2 separate regions of the Mus musculus genome follow, and region 1 is linked to region 2. Evidence: chromatin loops called from intact Hi-C (ENCODE). Cell type or tissue: heart. All regions are shown on one strand. Links, peaks and the distances in the headings refer to the core of each region. The heading gives the core; the rest is flanking DNA.

Region 1 (10,688 bases), core at 1,650-9,649, 290 kb before region 2:
TGTTTTGTCCTTCCTACCAGGGGTCCACAAAAAGTGAGAGTTTACACTGTGACCAGTTAAACAACTCCTTTGCTCTGTTCCATGTTTTAATTGTAAAAGCAAGGCTGCTCCAGGGACCCCTCAATGGAGCCCAAACCCCACAATGCTGGAGCTACCCAGTCAAATATCACTGAGTGCTAGGAAGAAGAAGAAGAAGAAGAAGAAGAAGAAGAAGAAGAAGAAGAAGAAGAAGAAGAAGAAGAAGAAGAAGGAGGAGGAGGAGGAGGAGGAGGAGGAGGAGGAGGAGGAAGAGGAGGAGGAGGAGGAGGAGGAGGAGGAGGAGGAGGAGGAGGAGAAGAAGAAGAAGAAGAAGAAGAAGAAGAAGAAGAAGAAGAAGAAGAAGAAGAAGAAGAAGAAGAAGAAGAAGAAGAAGAAGAAGAAGAAGGTGGTAGTGGTGGTGGTGGTGGTGGTAGTAATAATGATGATGTTTGAATTTATTTTAATTTGCTGGCGGCACTGTCAGAGAAAAGGGTCCATAAGGAGGTGTCAGGAAGGAGCCAGATGGTGCTTAGACTTGTGAGAGGCGCAGGAGAGGAACCAGGCATTAGAATCCCTGGCCTCTGTAACCTGAAAGCCAGGTTGAGAGTCTTCTTAGAGCTCCTGGTACAGTAGGTTCTGAAGAGACAGTTGCTACGTGTGACTCAACTCACTCTGGCTCATAAGACAGAAGCCAGTTGCGCTTGGTGAAGTTCAGGCCACCGTCTCATTTCTAGCCTCATGACTCACGGCTCCTGGGAAATCAAGGGCTCAGCCTGCACCCTGCCTTCACTCACAGGCAGGGCCCTCTCAGGGAGAAGCTCACTGCATGCTTGTGGTGGAGCAGGGTCGAGAAGCTAGGCTAGTCCTCTTGTCTACACTGCTACACCCCACAGGACTATCACTTGGGGCTGTCGGCTGACTATCAGGACCAACATCTGCCAGCTGATAGAGCACCCACCTAGATAAAGCACTCTTGGGAGGCAGTGGACAAATCTGTAGGGATGGCAATGTAGTTGTCGTGGCCAGAGAGATCTGGGGACAGGGAAGACCCCCCCCCCATACACACACACACACACACACACACACACACACACACACACACACACACGAGCCTCAAAGCATAGCACTGAAGAGCACCTCCATCATGAAGCTGGGACCATCACAATAGAGAGAGCACTAAATACTTGGTAATTTTAAAAGGGCTTTCAACCACAGTAGCTCATATAGAGAGCCCCTGGGTGGCCCTGCTCCTCAGACGGCTGTTTCTATGGAAAGCTAATAGGAACATTCCGGGGCTTCCTCGGAGCCTTTCCTGTGAGAGGAAATTCACCATTTCTTAAAATTTATTTAGTTTGGGTTTGCCCCAGAGTGGAATTCCATCTCCTTTCAGAGCAGGCCCTGTAGACACCCCAAATCTCTCTCCACACTGTCCTCAGCAAAAGGACACCCTCCCTCCTCGCCCCTGCTCACACATTACCACACCTCCCCAGCCAGCCTGGAGCTCTTCCAACCGCAAAGCTCAGCTTGTTCAAACTAGGGAACTTCCGCAATTAGTAAGGACTATCTGTTAGGCACCAGAGCCACCTGCTGGCTAAAGCCTTGCCAAGCTTGCAGAAGGGGTCTTGTATGTCCAACCCTAGCCACGGCACACAACTCAGGAAGGCTACCAGTGCAGCCCAGTACAAAGCTGTCAACATCCCTTATGACGTGATGTTGTACATTTCTAGCGTGTGAACTTTGTGGATGACAGTGCCATGTCACAGTGTCAAAAAGCTAGACACTCAGGAAATGGGACAGTCCAGCATAAGCCACTTCTACTTCAAAGTGCATGCCTTCTAAAGCCATTTGGTCATAAATGCCAGCAGTTAACTGTGAAGGGAAGTGGTTAATTAGAATTAAGCTTCATCAGAAATCACAAGAGAGCTTGAGAGTTACGTGGAAACACGGAATGTTGAAAAAAGCAAGGGAAAATCAGCCAGAGATGCACTGTAGCTTCGTGCTTGAAAAGGAGTTATAGTCAAGGGATTTTTGTGCTACTATGAAGTTCAGGTATTGGGTGTGAGAGTTACAGAGATACTATAGTTTAAATGTGAAATGCTGGGGCTGGAGAGATGGCTCAGCGGTTAAGAGCACTGACTGTTCTTCCGAAGGTCCTGAGTTCAAATCCCAGCAACACATGGTGGCTCACACAGCCGTCCGTAATGAGATCTGATGCCTTCTTCTGGAGTGTCTAAAGACAGCTACAGTGTACTTACGTATAATAAGTAAATAAATCTTTTTTAAAAAATGTGAAATGCTGAGAGGCGTGGAGATGTCACATTGGAACATAGATGTAGACGCAACAAGAGGGAAGACACAGCACACACACACACACACACACACACACCCCTTCATGACTGTTATACTGGATCAGGATGGCAGGGCAGTGTGTGTGCAGAGATGCGTTAGGGTGGGCTCTCTAGGTGACGTGAGCGAGGGAGCAAACATAACACCAACACAAAAACATGGCTCTCACATCAACAGGAATAAGGGATCGCTTATTCTGGAGCCAAATATGAATGGCCATGGCCTTAAGAACACAGCCCTAGATAATTCAGATCCCATGGTCTGGCGTGAGTTTTTATCGTAAAGGAGCAAATGGAGCCATGAACCAAGCATTTGGTAGATACATGGGTACAGTCATCAGGTAAGCAAAATGGGAGCCAAGTCTCTGTTATAACCTCAGCTTCCGCCCACTGACAGTCTGAGCCTGTGGACTGGCGCAGGCAAGTGGCTTCCTAAGAGTACATTGCAAAGTTTTCGGGGTTTTTTTGTTTGTTTGTTTTTATTTTTATTTTTTTGTTTTTTCCTTCAATAGTCTTAGTGTGTTGGGTCAGACAGAGAGACACAGCAGGCTGGAGAATAAAGGCTTGCCCTGGGGGTGAGAAATAGTCCATGATAATCTGGTCTCTGGTCTACAGTGATTTAACTCTCCTTAACCATGAAGTTCATCATTTGGCTTTGCAAAATCTCTACCACAGGCGGGGTCCCAACCCACCCCAGTGGGGACTTCAGTTCTCAGAAGAATGCAATGGGATTGAAAGAGGCTGAGATTGGCTCTTCAGCTGTTCAGAGTTAAGGTCAAGGGTTTGGATCTCTCTGCCACCATACGCCCCAGCCATTGGATATGACAGTTTGGGAGACCTTACGATTTGAATGTAAAATATTCCCTGAGGGGATTTCTGCGACCCTTGTGGGCAGCAGAGAGATGAACTGTGGAAGGCAGGAGTGCAGTTCAGTGCAGACTCAGTAGCTGCTATCAGCTCAAACTTCAGGAGTCTCACACCAAGTTATTTTAGACGTACTTAAGCACAGCCTAGTTATTGAAATAATTTTATGTATAATCAAATATATGCTGATAAAATATTTTAAAAGCATGAGTTTGAATAATATCCTACTATGATTTGAATGTTTGGTGAGTCTCCCAAATATAAATATATACTGGAATTAAACTCCCTCTGTGAGCTACTCAGAGGAGGAGACACTGATCTGACTGTAGTGTTCAGACAAGGTGCTATTCCTTGGGTGACAGGAACAAACATATGCTCACCTCAGTGAGAAACAATAACAGACCAAAGTACACATATGCCACCAAAGTCCAACTTGGCAAACCAATGAATTTATTGGGGTTACTTACAGAAGCATAGACCATTGAAGGCTATTGCATCATCAAGGCTCACCCCAGTATCAGCTAGAACTCATGAAAGCTGGAACCCAGAGATCTCCACATGACTTGCAGGCAGCCTGACAGGTCCAAGAGTGCCCCCACTCCCACCCCAGCCATCCTTACTGCTGACGAAAGAAGAGCTGTGTGCATCTGTTAAGTTTTAGGGACTTTTTTGAGACTTTTGAGTTGTTTACTTCCAGAGTCTTAATGAGCTCCCTTTCCTGGGTCTTCACCAGGATGGAATGCTTCCAGTCAGAGAAAATTGCTACACAACAGCAGCATAGGGGGTGGATATTTGATTAGGGGAGGGATCAGGACAGAGTTCAATGATGAATGAGTGATGATCTAAGAAGACAGAGAGACTATGGGAGACATTCAGATACAAGTACACTCCTGGTCTCTTGCACATGCTGCCCAGAGCCACCTTGGGACCCTGCCAGCAACAAAGAAGCTACCACTGGCTGTGGCTCTTTGACTCTGGCTTAAACCTGTAAGCCAGAAGAGAGACCTTTCCTATTTTAGTGTACCAGACTGTGGTGCTGTGTTATCAGTCATAGACACTGGACAAAGGCAGACGCTATCTGAGCCGGTAACTTTCAAGTATATTATGACCTGAAGGTTTGTTCTTCTCCCACATTCTTAATTATAAACTTTTAAATGTGTCTTTAGTAACATGACAGTTTCCCATCCGAACTCATTCTCACCCTTCATTCCGACAAGCTTCATTTCACTGGGAACCTTTTGCATATCCAGGCCTATGAACGAAGCCACACCTTACGATGGATGCCGGAGAACTAGGCATCCCATTGCTGGTGTGTGGGACTTTTCTTGACGGTGGCATATACTTCATATGCCAGTGTCATGGAAGTGTTTGGAGAGCTATTGCTAAGTATGGCAAGTCCGGAACCTTGAATGTCTCCTCTTTGTATGTACAGAAAATTGATAGTCTAGACAAGAGCAATGAAGCTTCCGGCTCTTGTGTCTGTCTGATTCCAACCTACAGGACTATTAAGACATTTTCTAGCTGGGTGGCCTGTGCCCATCTTCCTCCACACACTCAAGAGCCTTCACATTCTTACTTAGCCTGTGATTCTGGACTCTTCTCCAACACCATGCACCATGCCCTTACGCAGTGTACAGGAGCCTGGAACAGTCTAGATCATGACACCTGCCTCCCCGACTGTGTCAGCTTGTGGGAGTGCCTCTGTCCTGCCCTCCTCTCTGTGGTGAGCTATAGCTGAGACCCAAACCCCTTCCTTAACAGACTTCTGACTTGGTCCTCATAGCATATCCCTTCCTTCTCCTATACCAACTACAGTCTTCCTGTAGGTGTGTGTGTGTGTGTGTGTGTGTGTGTGTGTGTGTACGTGCATGAGTGGGTCAGAGGTCAACATTGGGGGCCTTCCTTACTTTTTGAGACAGAGAATATGGTGGCTTGAATATGCTTGGCCAAGGGAGTGGCATTATTTGGAGACATGGGTTTGTTGGAGTAGGTGTGTCACTGTGGGCGTGGACTTTAAGACTCTCATCCTAGCTGCCTGCAAGCCAGTCTTCTCCTAGCAGCCTCCAGATGAAGATGTAGAACTCTCAGCTCCTCCTGCACCATGCCTACCTGGATGCTGCCATGTTCCCTCCTTAATGATAATGGACTGAACCTCTGAACCTGTAAGCCAGCCCCAATTAAATGCTGTTCTCATAAGTGCAGCCTTGGTCTGGCATCTGTTCACAGCAGTAAAACCCTGACTGAGACAGGCTCTCTCACTGATTCTAACATTCAGCCATTAGGATAGATGGACCAGCCAGTGAGCATCAGGGGTTTTTCAGTCTCTGGTCACCCCTAAGCCTCAAGGCTGGCGTTTCGAATACTTGCCACCACGTCCAGATTTTACGTGGGAACTGGGGATCTGAACTCAGGTCCTCACGTTTATGTGGCAAGGATTTTACCAACTGGGTTCTCTCCCCAGGCCCTCCCTATGGTTTATAGACCTGGTTCTCTCTCACCATCCACCAGGCCCCAGGGGATAATGACCTTTATTCACATTATGTGATGTATCATAAATAGATAGTGTAAGAGGAGTCTGTGAACAAGGAAGGCACTTTGTAGTCTACAAAATGTCTTCACAAAATAGGTTCCTGCCTACAAAGGGGCTCCCCAGCTTCTGAGAGAAACAGAGATGGATCCAAGCACCAGACTAAATACCTAAGAAACCTGAATAAGAAACTGTAGAGTTGGGTTTGGGGTCAGCAGTAAAAGGTGATCTACAACTTAAGGGTAAAACGAATGATAATCATTTGGCTTTCTGTGTATGAGAAGGCCTGGCAATAACTGAACATGCCACACAGTGGCAGGAGAGGCTCACTCTTACAGGGACTTAATATCCTGCGTCTGGTGGACACAAGGAAATAAGGACCTTCACGTTTGTTAAGTGCCTACTGTGTGCTAAATGTATACAGTTTGTATAGTTTGGATATGACATAACCCAATACAGATACACACACACATACACACACTACACACACACACTCACAGTTCACAGTCATGTGTTTGAACACTTGGTCCTCAGATGGTGGTGTTGTTTGGGGAAGTTATAGAAATTTTAGGAGGTGAGACCTAGGTCGGGTAAGGTGTGACTGTGGGTAGAGAGGGTAGACCTCATGGGCTGGGGCTTGGAGTAGCTCCAGCCTGCGTGCTCTGCTTCCTGACTGCCAGCTCTAAATGGCCAGCTACTCTCCTGATGCTCCAGGCACAAGCTGCTCCTTCTGCCAACTCTTCTCCACCATACTGTTTCCTTTCGGGCTATGAACCAAAACAAACTCCCCTTCCTTAGGCTGTTTCTGTCAGATGTTTCATTGCAGAGATGAGACCGGTGAGATGGGGCTGGGTGGGGAGGGGGTGGTGCAGTGGCAGGGGGAGAGCCTGTCTGTCCTCTGCTGCAGCTGATCCCAGAAGAGATTCGCATCTTCTTCTTGAATCCAGTGTCTGATGCTTCCAAGGTCAGGTCTCAGGCGCAGATGGCAGTAGGGGTGGGAGTCACCAAAGATGCCAAGGGCATTTGTATGTTCTTATTTCTCTTACATTTCTTCCTTTTTCCACTTTTGAAATGATACAAATGAATGACCCAGAGTCACCCTGTGCCCTATTAATCTCCCTTTTATGCAAATGATCATCTCTGTTGGCTGTGTCCCTTCCCTGGCTTGCTCACGCATTAGCAAGCACTCAGACACTAGTTTGAAGGCTGAGTTCCCATTGGGTGATTGCTCCATTGCTCCGATCTCTCTGTTGACTTAACACACACTGTTAAGTAACATATGACATTTGACACTGTCTGGAATGTAGAATGTGCTGGAAGAATTTATTTCTGTGTGTAGGAGTAGATGAAACAAAGCAGACCCTGGATTCACCATTGAACCTAGATTAGGAATTCCCTCCCCTACATTCGTCATGATGCAAATTTAGATTTTTGATGGATTTCCAAGCCCCATTAGGAGGGAAAATTTTTGACAGAGCATTGCTTCTCCATTTATTTATTATTTATTTATTTATTTACTTATTTACTTATTTAATGTATAGGAGTACACTGTATCTGTACAGATGGTTGTGAGCCTTCATGAGGTTGTTAGGAATTGAATTTTAGGACCTCTGCTCACTCTAGTCAATCCCACTTGCTCCAGCTGGCCTCACTTGCTCTGGTTGGCCCCTGCTCACAGTCCCTGCTCACTCTGGCCCAAAGATTTATTTATTGTTATACATAAGTACACTGTAGCTGTCTTCAGATACACCAGAAGAGGGCATCAGGTCTCATTACAGGTGGTTGTGAGCCACCATGTGGTTGCTGGGATTTGAACTCAGGACCTTCGGAAGAGCAGTCAGTGTCCTTATAAGCTGAGCCATCTCGCCAACCTGTCACGTCTCCTTTTACAATAACAGCAAAACTTTGTACATGTTCTGAGTCCATCAGAAAGAGCTCAGGTCATGGGCTGCCTCAGATACCTCTGAGAAGTGAATGTGTAGCACCAGGCTCCCTCAGCTGAGATGTATAACAATTTGCAAATGGGAATATCTGGAGGGTAGAGCCACGGGGGTGTGAACCTGCTCAAGCACTCTCCGGTGGGTGCCTTTGACAGGAAACTGGAAGAGAGGCATGGTAGCCACCAAGAGACCCCACCCAGACCCTTCCCTTTATGTGACTTGCTAAAACATGCGTGGAAATGTTAGATGGGGGAGTCACCATCCAGACACACTGAAAGCCCATGCTAGCTGGGGCAAGGCTGCAAACAAAGCAAAACAAAGGTCACACAGAAGGTGCAGAAGATCATTGTCCCTTAACCATACAGACTTACAGCTATAGATGACAGTGTCACTGAGAAGGGGCCATGTCTGAGAGCAGGGATGTAGACTAGCTCCACTTCATCCCTGGCCACCGTGGGATGAGCCCATGAGAATGACTCATGCCTTCCTCAGGTCTTATGATTGCAAGCACCTTCCTCTTGGCTTGATATTCTGCTATGGCTACTTGGAGGTTTTTGAAAAACTTATGATGTGAAATTTATGCAGAGTGTCTTGACAACAGGAACAAACACATTGTGTACAGGGGACAGTAGGTATAGATGGAAGAGAAACAGGGCAAGCAATTTAATGGAAAAATTATAGTCTTTTCAATAAACCAAATAACTGGATAGATAACCCTAAACAAATAAATCAGCATTAAACCACACATCACACTCAAAAAACAAAAAACAAAAACAAAAACAAAAACAAAAAGAAAAAGAAAAAGAAAAAGAAAAAGAAAAAGAAAAGAAAAGAACTCAAATAGATCACAGGTCTGATGTATTATACATTTGCATGATATAAACCAATGATAGATATAAATATATTTATATGATTATTTAAAATTTATATTTTACAAATAAATTTATATTTTCATATGAGTATTAAACTTTATGATATGTTTATATAATATAAACCAAAAATTCATGGTAATGTCAGAAACAGGATGAAATCCTTATGAGTTGTGTGTGTGTACATACATGTGCACTTCTGTGCACATGCATGTGGAGGCCAGAGGACAACCTTGAGTGTCAGCTGTCATTCAGCAGGCACAGTCCACCTTTCTTAGCTGAGACATGGCCTCTCACTGGCCTGAAACTTGCCATTGAGGCTAGGCTGGCTGGTCAGAAATTCCAAGGGACCACTTCTCCCCACCATGCCCAGAATTTTTATGCAGGTACCAGGGATTGAACTTGGATCCTCATGCTGGCAAGATAAGCACTTTACCATCTCCCCAGTCTGGACAAAGACTTCTTAGATACAACACAAAGGAGAAAATATAAATCAGACCTCATCACAGTAGAAACACAGGCTCTTCTAAAGACTGGGGGAAATGTATTTGTGTCTCAAATGTCAGATAAAGGACTAGTTTTCAACATACAAAGAACCTTTAAAAAAAACATGAAAACAGACAAAAGACTTCAATTGACACTGTGTCCGTGAGTAGACGTACATGCCAAATAAGCATTTCAAAAAGTAGTTGACGTCTTCCATAACTAGGGAAAGAAAAATCCTAACCAATTTGAGATTACATGGCATAGCTGTTGAACAACTTTTCTGAAGAAGCAAAGCCAACAACAGAGAGTTCAAGTAAGGATAAAAAGCCCTGTGGTTCTCTTGCTGCTGGGAATACAGAACAGCATAGATACATTACAGCTTGGTATTAACTGTGTGCTTTCCATACAGCACAACTGGGGTGATTCATCTCAACCGTCACCTTGAGGAGGTCTAGAGTCACCTAAGCATGCCTGTAGGGAGATATCTTGATGGTGGAGAATCTCCCACTGTGGGCAGCATCATTCCCTAAGCTGGGGTCCAAAGAACGGCACAAAACAGAGCAGTGGAGCTGAGCACCAGCAATCATCTCTCTGCTTCTTGACTGTGGATGTAGTGTGACCAGCTCCCTCAAGCTCCTGCTGCTTTGACTGTGACCTTGAACTATAATTGAATTGGATATAATCCTTTTCTCCCTTTAAGCTGCATGCGTCCAGGAATTTGTCACAGCAACAGGGAAAGAACTAAGACAACAATTGTGCTCTATGGTTTTAATCTCCAATAGGATAAAGCTATATTGTCATGAAAGCTGTACATGGGTGATAGCACCAGGACATATGGAGTGAAGTCCTGTTTGTAAATAAGTTCCCACCCCATTTGTAATAATAGACACACTAATGACAAGTAGATAAGGAAATAGAAAATGTGTCCAACCCATGTGCATCCCAGTATGGCTGTGAATGGGACCAATGCATTGTGTCAAATCGCAGAGACAGAATGTTGGAACTTCCTCCCCACAAGGTGATTGTCACCAAGGAGGAGAAGACTCTGAGGAACATCGATCCCACCAGCCCAATGCAGTGTACACAAGAGAGTCCTCCACCCATCCCACCAGCCCAATGCAGTGTACACAGAGAGTCCTCCACCCATCCCACCAGCCCAATGCAGTGTACACAAGAGAGTCCTCCAGAGCAGACCACCACATTAAGAGAGAAAGCACCCCACCTGCTTGCTATCCAAAATATTTCCTCCCACCATAATGGGATAAAACTAAAAGTCAACAACAGAAAGACTTTTACAAATGCATGGAAAGTAAGTGATAATATTTCTAAATAATTGATGAGTCAGAAAAAAAAACCCACAAGGAAAGAGAATATGAAAACGAAACAGTAGAATTTGTGACGTATATGTAAAGCTACACAGAATAGGAAATGGCAGCTCGAGAGTTTATATTCAAAAAGAAGAGAGACCAGGGAGTCCTTGGCCCAGTGGGTAAAGAGCTTGCCTTGCAAGGATGAGGTCATGAGTTCGATTCTTACACCAGAACCCACATTAAGCTGAGTGTGCCTAGCCCCTTTCTCCTACGGTGAGGTGGAAGATGGAGACAGGAGATTCTCCAGAAGCTCTTGGGCCAGTTAGCTG
Region 2 (10,688 bases), core at 967-8,966:
TGGCCTGACCATATATATGATAAGGATCCAAGAGGGTTATCTCATTGGTTACTTTTTCATTGCTGTGGCAAATCAAAAGCAGGTGGAGAAAGGTCTGTTTGTTGTTTGTTTGTTTTTGAGAAAGGGTCTCACTATGTACCCTGGCTGGCCCGGAACTCACTATGTAAACCAATCTGGCCCTAAACTCAAGGATTTGTCTGCCTCTGCTTCCCTAGTCCTGGGATTAAGGGTGTGTGTCTCCACGGGATGAGTGGGTTTATCTTGTCTCACTGAAGGGATTTGGGTCACCGTGGAGGAGAAAGTGTGGCCGGTCACACCAAGCCTGCCTGCCCTCAGGAAGCAGAGATGAGGGCTGATGCTTCTCCTCTCATTTCATTGAGTCAGGGATCCCGGGATGGTGTCTCCTCCCTCCTCAGGTAGGTCCCAGGCATGCGCACCCAGAAGTGTCTCTCCTAGATGACTCCAAATATGGACGAGCTGACCATGAAGATGACCTAAATTTACAGTTAGTTATAAAGGAGCTAACGTTCTTACTGCCCGAGGACAACGCACCCCTCCTCAAGTCCCAGCGCAGTGCATTCCCCGAGTACCTGTGTGACTCTGGCGGACCTAAAACCGCGATGATCACAGCACGCATGCGCCAGTCGACCACAGCTGCTACGTAGTGACGAAAGGCACACCTTCTTCCAGCGAGGCTGGCTGGCTGCTTCTCGGTTATCACACTCTGCTGCTCCAGAGCCCTGTGGCTGTGTGACAGCTTCCCACTCAGTGGAGAATCACCCTAGCATTCTCTTCACGACTCATCAAATGGTAAGATCAATCTAAAGTGATGAGGACATTATACACACACACACATACACACCTGCCCCAGGGAAAAGACCACCAACTTAACCCGAATTATAATTAAATTTGTTAAGTGTATTGATACTGCTAGCGGGACAGGGATCTCTGAGCCAAATGGGAGACTGCCATGCGAAGTGGACTGAGGGAAGGACTTTTAAACGCAAAACTCACAAGAAGAACTTGAGTGTCGGCGGCACAAGCAAACCAGGAACCGCTGTGCACTGGCGAGATTAGGATGACAGGGTAACCTCAAAACAGTCCTTGAATGTCTGCCTAAGCAGGTCATGGAAGCAAGCAAAGCAGCAAGAAGCAGTCATACTGTAACAAAGCAGATGGCATGGCTGTATCTATGGGGGTGGGGGAGTGTCACACAGGTACTCAGGGTTGATGGGACATGCCTTCCAGGGACTTGAAGCCAAGACAAATGGTTCTTAGGGACCAAGACGGATGACTAGTATAAAATGGAGTTTCCTTAGCCATCAGGACAATGCAAATGGTGTGCTGGGTCTCTCACACGCCAGCATTGACAGTGCTTCTCAGCTCTCCAGAGTGGGAAGTTATTGATCATGAGATACATGTTCTTAGCCATTTCCAGCCATGCTGAATCCGGGACTCTGGTCCCTACGCAGCAGGCACCTGCACTGACTGAGCCATCTTGCTAGCCCCCGTTTGTTTTTAAAGTCTAGCTGTGTTCTGTGGGTGAACAAAGAACCCAGAGATGATGCTAACTCTCAGAACAAGGATGGCTGACAGGTCCTAGTTGTCACAAAAAATAACCAGCCAGCCAGGAGCCCACACAAGTTCCAGGCTGGTGGAACATAGTAAGTAGGCAGTCTGAAAGGTCACCTGCAGGCTTGGCTCAGTGGCCCACAGTGAAATTCCCAGCTACTCGGGAAGCTGAGGCAACCGGATCATCCCAGCACAGGAAGAGTTCAGCTCCTGCCTGGGCAGCATAGACCCTTGCAGAAAGAATACATCAATAAAACAATTAAAACAAAGGAAGAAGGTCCAGTTCACAGAGTCACCACATTTCATTTAAAAAGTAAATAAGCTGGGCAGTGGTGGCTCACGCCTTCGATCCCAGCACTCAGGGTGGGAAGCAGAGGCAGGCGGATTTCTGAGTTCCAGGACAGCCAGGACTACACAGAGAGAAACCCTGCCTCAAAACAAAACAAAACAAAGACAACAACAATTATCATAATAATAAATAGATAAACAAGAGTGAAGCTGACTGAGCACAGTAGTTGCCATATCTGTTCAGGAAAGGTCAGCATTTCCAGAAATGCCAAGGCCTTTTTATACATAACAAGGAAAGGTTACAAAGTAAAAGGAGAAGAGCTGCTCACTCAGCATCTATCAGAAAAGGAAATGATCACTTCGCTCAGCAGCAAGGAACTAGCCCACGCCCACCCCCTTCCCTCCTTCCCCCCACCCTGCCCATCCCCACCAGTGAAAAGTAGACTTAAAGCACTCTGGAGTCAGGAGGGAAAGGGTTATTTCAAGCCTAAGAATTCTGGGCTAGCCCACACAACACAAAGGCCTCACTCGGCTTTGTCCTGGCTTCCTGGGTTTTTTTTGTTTGTTTTTGTTTTGTTTTGTTTTGTTTTTTGTTTTGTTTTGTTTTTTTGTCATTTGTGTCAGTTTGTGTTTTTATGTAAAATACACCTCACTGTGCTGATGTGGTTGTAGTAGTAGTAATGAAATTTAAGGACTAAAGGAAAACAGCCCAAAAACCAGTACCAAAGGTTCACAGCACAGAGCCAGGTCCTAAAGGCAAGAACTGAATTGACGACCATGACCGGTTTCAGTCGCAGGCTTCCGTGCAGCTGGCTAGACTGAAACCCATCCCCTTTCTTTAGTGAAAACCTGCAGCTAGGGTATCTTGCAGTCCACCTTGTAAAAATGTGACTGTTTCTGCTGCAGACACAGGGGCTGACAATGGGGTAAGCCTAGAACAGTCATAGCGGGCAGACGTCATGGTAGCCAGGGCTGTCGAGCTCCAAGGCTCCATCCTTCCTGTACCCCTTAGATGGTCTCCACAGCAGGCAGCAGCCACCATAGTCCAGGAAACTTGAAGCGGAACCTTGAGCTAGAAAGATGGATGCTTCTAGATCATCCTCTTTCCAGACTCAGTGAGAGTTTGATTGCTAAGGTCAGCAAATAAAAGTGCATACAAGAGAAGTCAGCTCAGTTTAAACTTCCGGTAAGTAGTGACTAAGTTTTAGCACAAATATTATTTCAGGGCACACAATGTAAAAGTGTATTCATTTGTTTATCTTGTTGTCCCATTTATTTCTTCCAAATCTGGCAGCCCTATCTATGGGTTGGACACGTGGATGAAAAAGAACAGCCTATTGTGTGATATGTAATTTGTCCAGGATATGCCACTTCTGCAAAATGATGGAGTCGCTACAGTTATCTTCACAAACTAATTTTCTGTCTTTCTGCTAAGAGAATCCCCGGTACTGGGGTTGCCCCAGCCCCATTCCCATCCACTCATCCATCCATCCATCCATCCATCCATCCATCAACCAGCTTGTCAGCCAAAGCTCTCAATCCATCACTGAAAGTGTACCACCAGCCTATCTAGTAATAGTATCCATGGCAACGCTCTAGCCCCAGGCTCAGCTGTCAGCATCCCCAAGCATGAAAACCTCTGGATGACTGTTGCCGGCTGTGGATTCTATCTAGGGATGGTTTATCTTCTCTGCCAATCAAAGCATTAAAGGGGAAGAAAGAAGTATTGCTAGAAATCTCAGAGTCCGGCAGAGCCGTCATATGACCACTGGGAAATGGGACTCCCTGCTGGGGCTCATTCATAAAAGAATTTCTGAGTGGACACAAGCAGAGGCGTGAGGACAGTGTACCGGTTTAAAAGGAAAGCCCTAGGGTGGGCAAACGGTAAACCTCAGAGCTGCCAGGAAGGGAAGAAGGATACATAAAAGGAACAAAGCCAGGCAGCTGGAGCTGAGGCAGCACGGAGGTCAGCTGCCTGGAGGTGAGCGAGGAGGAGAGTCTTAGAAACTCAGTAACAGAATAGGCGATTGGGGAGCTTCGAAAGCACCCGTCGGTTCTGACCCATATCTGAAGGAAGAGAAGGAAAAGAAATAGCACTCAGATCCACGTGGTGGGGGCTCTGGGGACTGCACTAGAGGACCAGAACTTTGGAAAGGAAAAAACGCTTTATCTCAAGGTGAACCCACCTTCCTAGGTGTGTCCCTAGAGGTGACACCTAGGTCCTTGACCTGTCCCATTGGATTAACCCTTAAGGAGAGCCGGGAGTGGTGACATGCACCTTTAATCCCAGCACTTGGGAGGCAGAGGCAGGCAGATTTCTGGGTTCGAGGCCAGCCTGGTCTACAGAGTGAGTTCCAGGACAGCCAGGATTTTACAGAGAAACCCTGTCTCGAAAAAACAAAACAAAAACAAAAGCCAAACCCTTAAGGAGGTGTGCTAGCTAGTCCTGTGTCAACTGGATACACAAATTAATCTGAAAAGAGGGAGCCTCATGTGGGAAGAGACCACCATAAGATCCAGGTGTTGGGCATTTTCTTAATTAGTGATTGGTGGACACGGGCCTAATCCATCGTGGGTGTTCCAATGGTCCTGGGTTCTATAAGAAAACAGGCTGTGTACACCTGTTATGAGCAGCACCCCTCCAAGCCCTCTGCATCAGGGTTCTGCCCTGCTTGAGTTTCTGTCCTGACCTCCTTGATGATGAACAGCAGTATGGGAGAATAAGCCAAATAAACCTTTCTCCCCAACTTGGCTTTCTTTTTTTCATCACTGCCTTGTCTCAGCAATAGAAACCCTAGGACGGGGTGAGGAAGATTATCTATCGCCACCTAGTGGTAGATTCCGTTCTTTACCATTTTCCTTCCTTCCTATCTGTGGTCCATGACAACCTTGCTAAAATGTAATTCAGATTGTGCTGCAGGCCTGATTAAAAGGTGTCAGCCCTGGCTGGAGCACGGCTCAGAGGGGTTCCCCACTTTGAATCCCCTGAACCCCGTTAAAGTCAATCACATAGTATGAATGGCTGTCATCTCAGAGCTCCAACGTAGACAAGGACGTCCCTGGAGGCTTGAGGGCCAGCCACCTTGGATGCTTGCTAACCAAAAAACCAAAGAGACCCTTTCTCAAAGGAGGTGGACAGGGAGGACTGACACCCAGGGTTGTCTTTTAGCCCGCACACGCTGGCCACCTGCACCTGCGTGTCCACATTCACATGTGAATATTTATACACCATCCACCTGTCACGATCATCAACACGCACCAGCGTGGCCCACAGCCCTGAGCATCTGCCTGCTGCTGCCTTCTTCATTTTTCTTCCAGTTTCCACCACGGCTCCAGTCACTTGGAGCAGGACCTCAAGTAGCCCAAAGTGGCTCAAATGCACGCTGTAGCCCCGGATGGCTCTGAATCCCTGATCCTCCCCAGCCTACACCTCTCCAATGCTGAGATTTCCATGCCTGGCCCTTTTTTTTTCCATTTTATAACTCACTTCAATTCCAGGGCCAGCGGAGGAGCCTGGGACAGGATCTCATCTTCTTGACTACAGCCTGTACTTTCAAGTCAAGAGCATGCCTGTGAGAACTGCTCCTCTTTTATTTATTTATTTATTTATTTATTTATTTATTTATTTATTTTATGTATGAGTACACTGTTGCTGCCTTTAGACACACCAGAAGAGGGCATCAGATCCCATTACAGATGGTTGTGCGCCACGGTGTGGTTGCTGGGAATTGAACTCAGGACCTTTGGAAGAGCAGTCAGTGTCCTTAACCACTGAGCCATCTCGCCAGCCCAAGAATCTCTCTGCTTAACTGAGCAAATGTGCAGGTATGGTACTGGCATAAATACTGTCGTTTGTGGGCTAGGGAGATGACCCAGCTGTTAAAGTATTTAGACAGCAGAAAATACCCACCCGTACATGTGCACCTGCCAACCAACACACACACACACACACACACACACACACACACAAACACACAGAGGCATGCATAAAAAAGGGAAAATCCACTCTGGCATTCATGTTTACATGCCACACCCTTCTTGCATTGTTAATCTTTTGATTTACTTTTGATTTTTCCAGATATGGTTTCTTTGTGTGGTCCTGGCTGTCCTGGAACTTACCCTATAGACCAGGCTGGCCTTGAACTCAAAGATCCACTAACCTCTGCCTCCCAAGGGCTGGGATTGCTATCACCATGCCTGATAATTTTTTTTTAAGTTCCTGAATGCCTTTGACCATGGGTAAATTTCACCCTTTACTGATTATACTATAAATGTATTGGTTTTTTTTTTTTTCCCCATGGCTTGAGATCAGGTCTCACTTTATAGCCCTTACTAGCCTGGAACTCAAAAGACCTGCCTACCTCTGCCCCCTGAGTGCTGAGAGGAGAGCGTGGGCACCACTCCCTGCCCATGTCTCTGATAATAATCCACTTCTTGTCTTGAATTAATGCCTTTCTCAGTGTACAGTCACAGTGTTATATCCAAGACTCAGGGACCCCAAAGACCACCGAGGAGCCAGTGCCGATGCACACACACAAGGGTCTTTACTACAAGCTTGGGAGCAAGAACTCTCACCCATCACCATAGCAGGGGGTCAGTCGTGAGAGCCTTGAGTCTAGGGGTACAGGGTATTTATTGTGGTTACAGCAAGCTTGGGAAATTTCCATACAGGTCAGCAAGTTAATATTTTAACAACTGCATTTCTGGAGTAATCTGCAGGAACCAAACATGGGGGCAAAACCACCTGACAATCAGGATGGCTAGGCTATCTATTTGCTGCAGGATGTCTTAGGTTATCTACATGTATGTTGGCCCTGCTGTTGTAGCCTGTCTGGTTATTGCTATGAGGGGTTGTCATAGGATGCTTGCTCTTGGGGACTTTGTGCACTCTCAAAAACAAGGTTGTTGGGCTTTTCCCCAGCCCAGTTTAGAGGTTTCACACACTCTGGTTACTGCAGTCACAGAAGGAAGAGGTCTAGGGCTCCCAGGAGCCAGATCTATAAATATAAATTCAAAGCAGGTGGTTTTACATATGTTAGTATAAAATGGCCATGGTATCCCATGTCTGTAATCCCAGGACAGAGGAGGTGGAGGTGTTAAACCTGAAAATGGCAAGGAGAAAAACCAAATCCATGACTGTCCAATTAAAGCAAGCTTTATAAAATACTGGCCAGGCTCATACCTGGGACCCCACCCCCACCCACCCCCCTGAGAATGGTGCTGAATTATTTTAGTCAGGCATTCATAAAGGCTGAAGCCACAGGCTATAGTACTTCCTGCCACCATCCATCAGGGAAAAGCATGCATCCTGCCTATTATGAGATCAAGTAGGCTCAGCGGTTAAGAGCACTGTCTGATCTTCTGAAGGTCCTGAGTTCAAATCCCAGCAACCACATGGTTGGCTCACAACCATCTGTAATGAGATCTGACACCCTCTTCTGGTATGTCTGAAGACAGCTACAGTGTACTTACGTATAATAAATACATAAATCGGGGGCTGGAGAGATGGCTCAGTGGTTAAGAGCACCGACTGCTCTTCTGAAGGTCCTGAGTTCAAATCCCAGCAACCACATGGTGGCTCACAACCATCCGTAATGAGATCTGATGCTCTCTTCTGGTGCATCTGAAGACAGCTACAGTGTACTTAGATAAAATAATAAAAAAAATCTTTAAAAAAATACATAAATCTTTAGGTGGGGGTGGAGGGTGGGGTGTGGTTGAGATCGAGTGCATCCTGTGCAGCTGGGACAACCAACCTTGTTTGGCGGAGTGAAAACACCTGACTTGCTATTTTCCATGACCAGCAGCCCCCAGCATTCCAGGATGTTGCGGGTCCTTGGGCACGCGGGGCTTACAGGTTACTCACACTATGTGATTCAGTCAGGGTTGCACGTGTCCGTGGGGTACGTTTGGATGAGATATGCAGTGTCCTTGTTATGTCCATCACTGGGAATATCTGTCGCTTCCTTATGTGGGCACTGTTGGAGATTCTCTGAGCCAGCTCTCTGGAGATGCGGGCTTCATTCTTGGGAAGCAGAGAGCATTACACTTCCATTGAGCCAGAAGGAGCGCCTCCGTGAGCAGGGCGTCCTCCCCTGGCTCTGGGGCACTCGCCTTGCACCGCCTTGCACCTTGTGTCTCCCTTAGGACGACAACGAGGTTCCCTTCACAGAAGAGGATTATCGAAGAAGGAAACATCACCCCAACTTCCTGGACCATATCAACGCTGAAAAAATTGTTCTCAAATTTGGAAAAAATGTAAGTCTGGACGCAGAGATCGTTGTGGAGTGGGAAAGGTTCGTTGCGAGGTGGTGTACCTGGGCTATTCTCTCCTCTGCATACTCAGCCCTGATCCCTTTTCAGACTGTTTTTGCACGGCCAGGACACCTTACTACAACAGTGCAAACTCCGTGGGTTATTTCCTCCTGCATCCCCACGGGTGTGAGCTTTGGCTCAAGCCCTGTATCCTACCCTTAGGGAGTTCCTGGTCCAGATTATGATCCAGCCCTCTGACCTGAGAGCCCCCCAGCTAAACTCAGCCTCTCCTCCACCGAGGGGTCTGGGCCAATAACTAACTCAGTAGGGATGGGAAGGAAGGGCCCACACACTATCGTGGTTCCTAGAGTCTCTCACAGTACTTTTCTTCAGAAAGCTCTGAAACGTGCAACGTCCCTCATACCAAAAGACATGATGGCTGGGCATTTGCCTTTAATCCTGGCACTCAGAGGCAGGTGGATCTCTGTGAGTTCCAGGACAGCCTGATCTACATAATGAATTCCCTGACAGCCTGGGCTACATACAAAGACTTTGTTTTGAAAACAAACAAACAATGAAGAGACACAGGCTTGAGTAGGGGAAGGATTCGTTTGTTCAGGATCGCACAGCCAGGGATGGCCAGGCACTGTCCTGAACCTGCCTAAGCTTTTCTGACTGTGACTCTGGCAGTAGCCCCCTTGACTGTCCCCACTTCACAGCTGCAGTACTGTAGAAACAGGGTAGGGAATTGTCATTCAAAACAAGATGTCAGTCACCAGACACTGGGGAGGAGGTAACATTTTTTTTTTATTCCAACTCCATTATTCAATAAGGTTTATCTTGACACAGCTGATTGTTAAGACATGTCTATAAGCTGGATCCAGTGTCACATACCTGTTACCCAATGTTCAGGGCCAGCCTGGGCTACACAACACAATGCTTTCTGACAAAACTACAGCAACAATGCCAGGGCCTGCAGGCAGTCACCTGTACTCACAGCTCTCTGGAGAGACTGAGGCAGGAAGACCACAAGTCCAAGGCCTGTCTGGACTGCAAGAAGGAGTTCTAGACCAGTTTGGCAACTTAGCAAGTTTGGTCTAGGATAGGGACTGATAGGGTAGGGTGGGGCTGGAGAGATGGCTCGGTGGTTAGGAGCACACACCCAAGTTCAGTTTGTGGTTAAGAGCATGGACCTAAGTTTAGTGTGTAGCAGCCACTTGGAGGCCCCAGCTCCAGGGGGTCTGATGCCTCTGACATCTTAAGGCACCTGGGCTCATATGCACCCACCCCGCATAATTAAAAATAAATCTTTTATCCAGGCAATCATGGTGCATGCCTTTAATCTCAGTACTCGGGAGGCAGAGGCAGGCAGATTTCTGAGTTTGAGGCCAGCCTGGTCTACAGAGTGAGTTCCAGGACAGCCAGGGCTACACAGAGGTAACCCTGTCTCAAAAAAACCAACCCCCCCCCCAAAAAAAACAAAAAAGGGGGGGGGGGATGTAGGTCTGAGTCAGTGACAGAGTCTGCCTTGCATGTCAAGGACCCGGGTTCAGTCCCCAGCACCCACCATTAAAGAAAAGCTACCATTGCCGCAAAATTTGTCATTTGACATGTATGATAATTTTATCTTTTACTAAAATAGATTTCTGAGTGGCCTGTAATGGGTAATTAGTAACTGAGAAGCAAATCAGGCCTCGCTGAGCTGCCTGCCCTGGAAGATGCTGTGCATCTCACCTGGGGTGTTCCATGTTGACCCTCAGACTCGCATGGGACCTCTTTAGAACTCTGTGAGGCGGATGCTGCTGCCATCATCCCATTCAGCCCAAACCCCAGGTTCCACTGAACTTAAAAAAAAAAAAAAAAAAAAAACAACAACAACAAAAAAAAAACACCAGCTCAAGCGATGGCGGCTCTAGATCGCCACCTTGTGGTTTCATAAGATATGACAAGAGGGATTTCAAACGTTAGTTCTGTTCCTGAAGAACCAGTGGTTTTGAGGAATACAGTACAGAACATGAAATAGTTACGAAAACAACAGATTGTGGGGGTGTTGAATCATGCCAGCAATTACAGTACCTAGGAAGGTGAGGCAGGAGGATGATAAGTTGTTCAAGGCTAGGCTGAGCTACATAGTGAGACCCCTGACTCAAAGACAAGCCCAGTGTTGTACTTGCTTTTAATCCCAGCATTTAGGAGGCAGAGGCAAGTGGATTTGAGTTTGAGACCAGCATGGTCTACATGGTTGGTTCCAGGACAGCCAAGAATACACAGTGGGAACCAGTCTCAAAACAACAATAACAACAACAACAACAACACACCAGACAAACAGAAGGGGAGAGAATTAGACATTCTAGTTCAACTTTGGGGCAAGCTGGATGCTGGGGAGTGAGCCAAGGCCTTACACATGCTCAGCCAATGAGACATATCCTAGACCGGGAAATAAAAGGAACATACTGCTTATCTAAATGTCTTCCAGCTCCATATTCTGCTATTTTGTTATAATTTACACCTTGTCCATCACTGGATGACTCATTCACTAAATGAAAATGTAACATCACGCAGAAACTAAGTGT

The links. A loop is a pair of places that touch in the nucleus more often than their neighbours do. Peaks named below come from ENCODE experiments on the same cell type or tissue, not always from the same donor. Only the 100,000 strongest peaks of a DNase experiment are listed, where the experiment ranks them.
Region 1: a loop joins it to region 2, with 2.9 times the contacts of the local background. A loop is called at or near these places in 4 of 42 quality-filtered maps.

The regions. Positions count from the first base shown.
Region 1 is chr12:105,426,000-105,436,687 of GRCm38, forward strand. No RefSeq gene overlaps it. Among named protein-coding and RNA genes, the nearest start is that of D430019H16Rik, 23 kb to the right of the region's middle. In heart, for the core only: a CTCF peak has its summit at 6,063; no DNase peak of the experiment used is centred there; H3K27me3 peaks cover 549 bases.
Region 2 is chr12:105,718,180-105,728,867 of GRCm38, forward strand. It overlaps Ak7 (adenylate kinase 7), which reads left to right. Exons shown (of 18, transcript NM_030187.1): 5 at 8,008-8,118. Among named protein-coding and RNA genes, the nearest start is that of Ak7, 18 kb to the left of the region's middle. In heart, for the core only: a CTCF peak has its summit at 4,698 (motif pointing left); no DNase peak of the experiment used is centred there.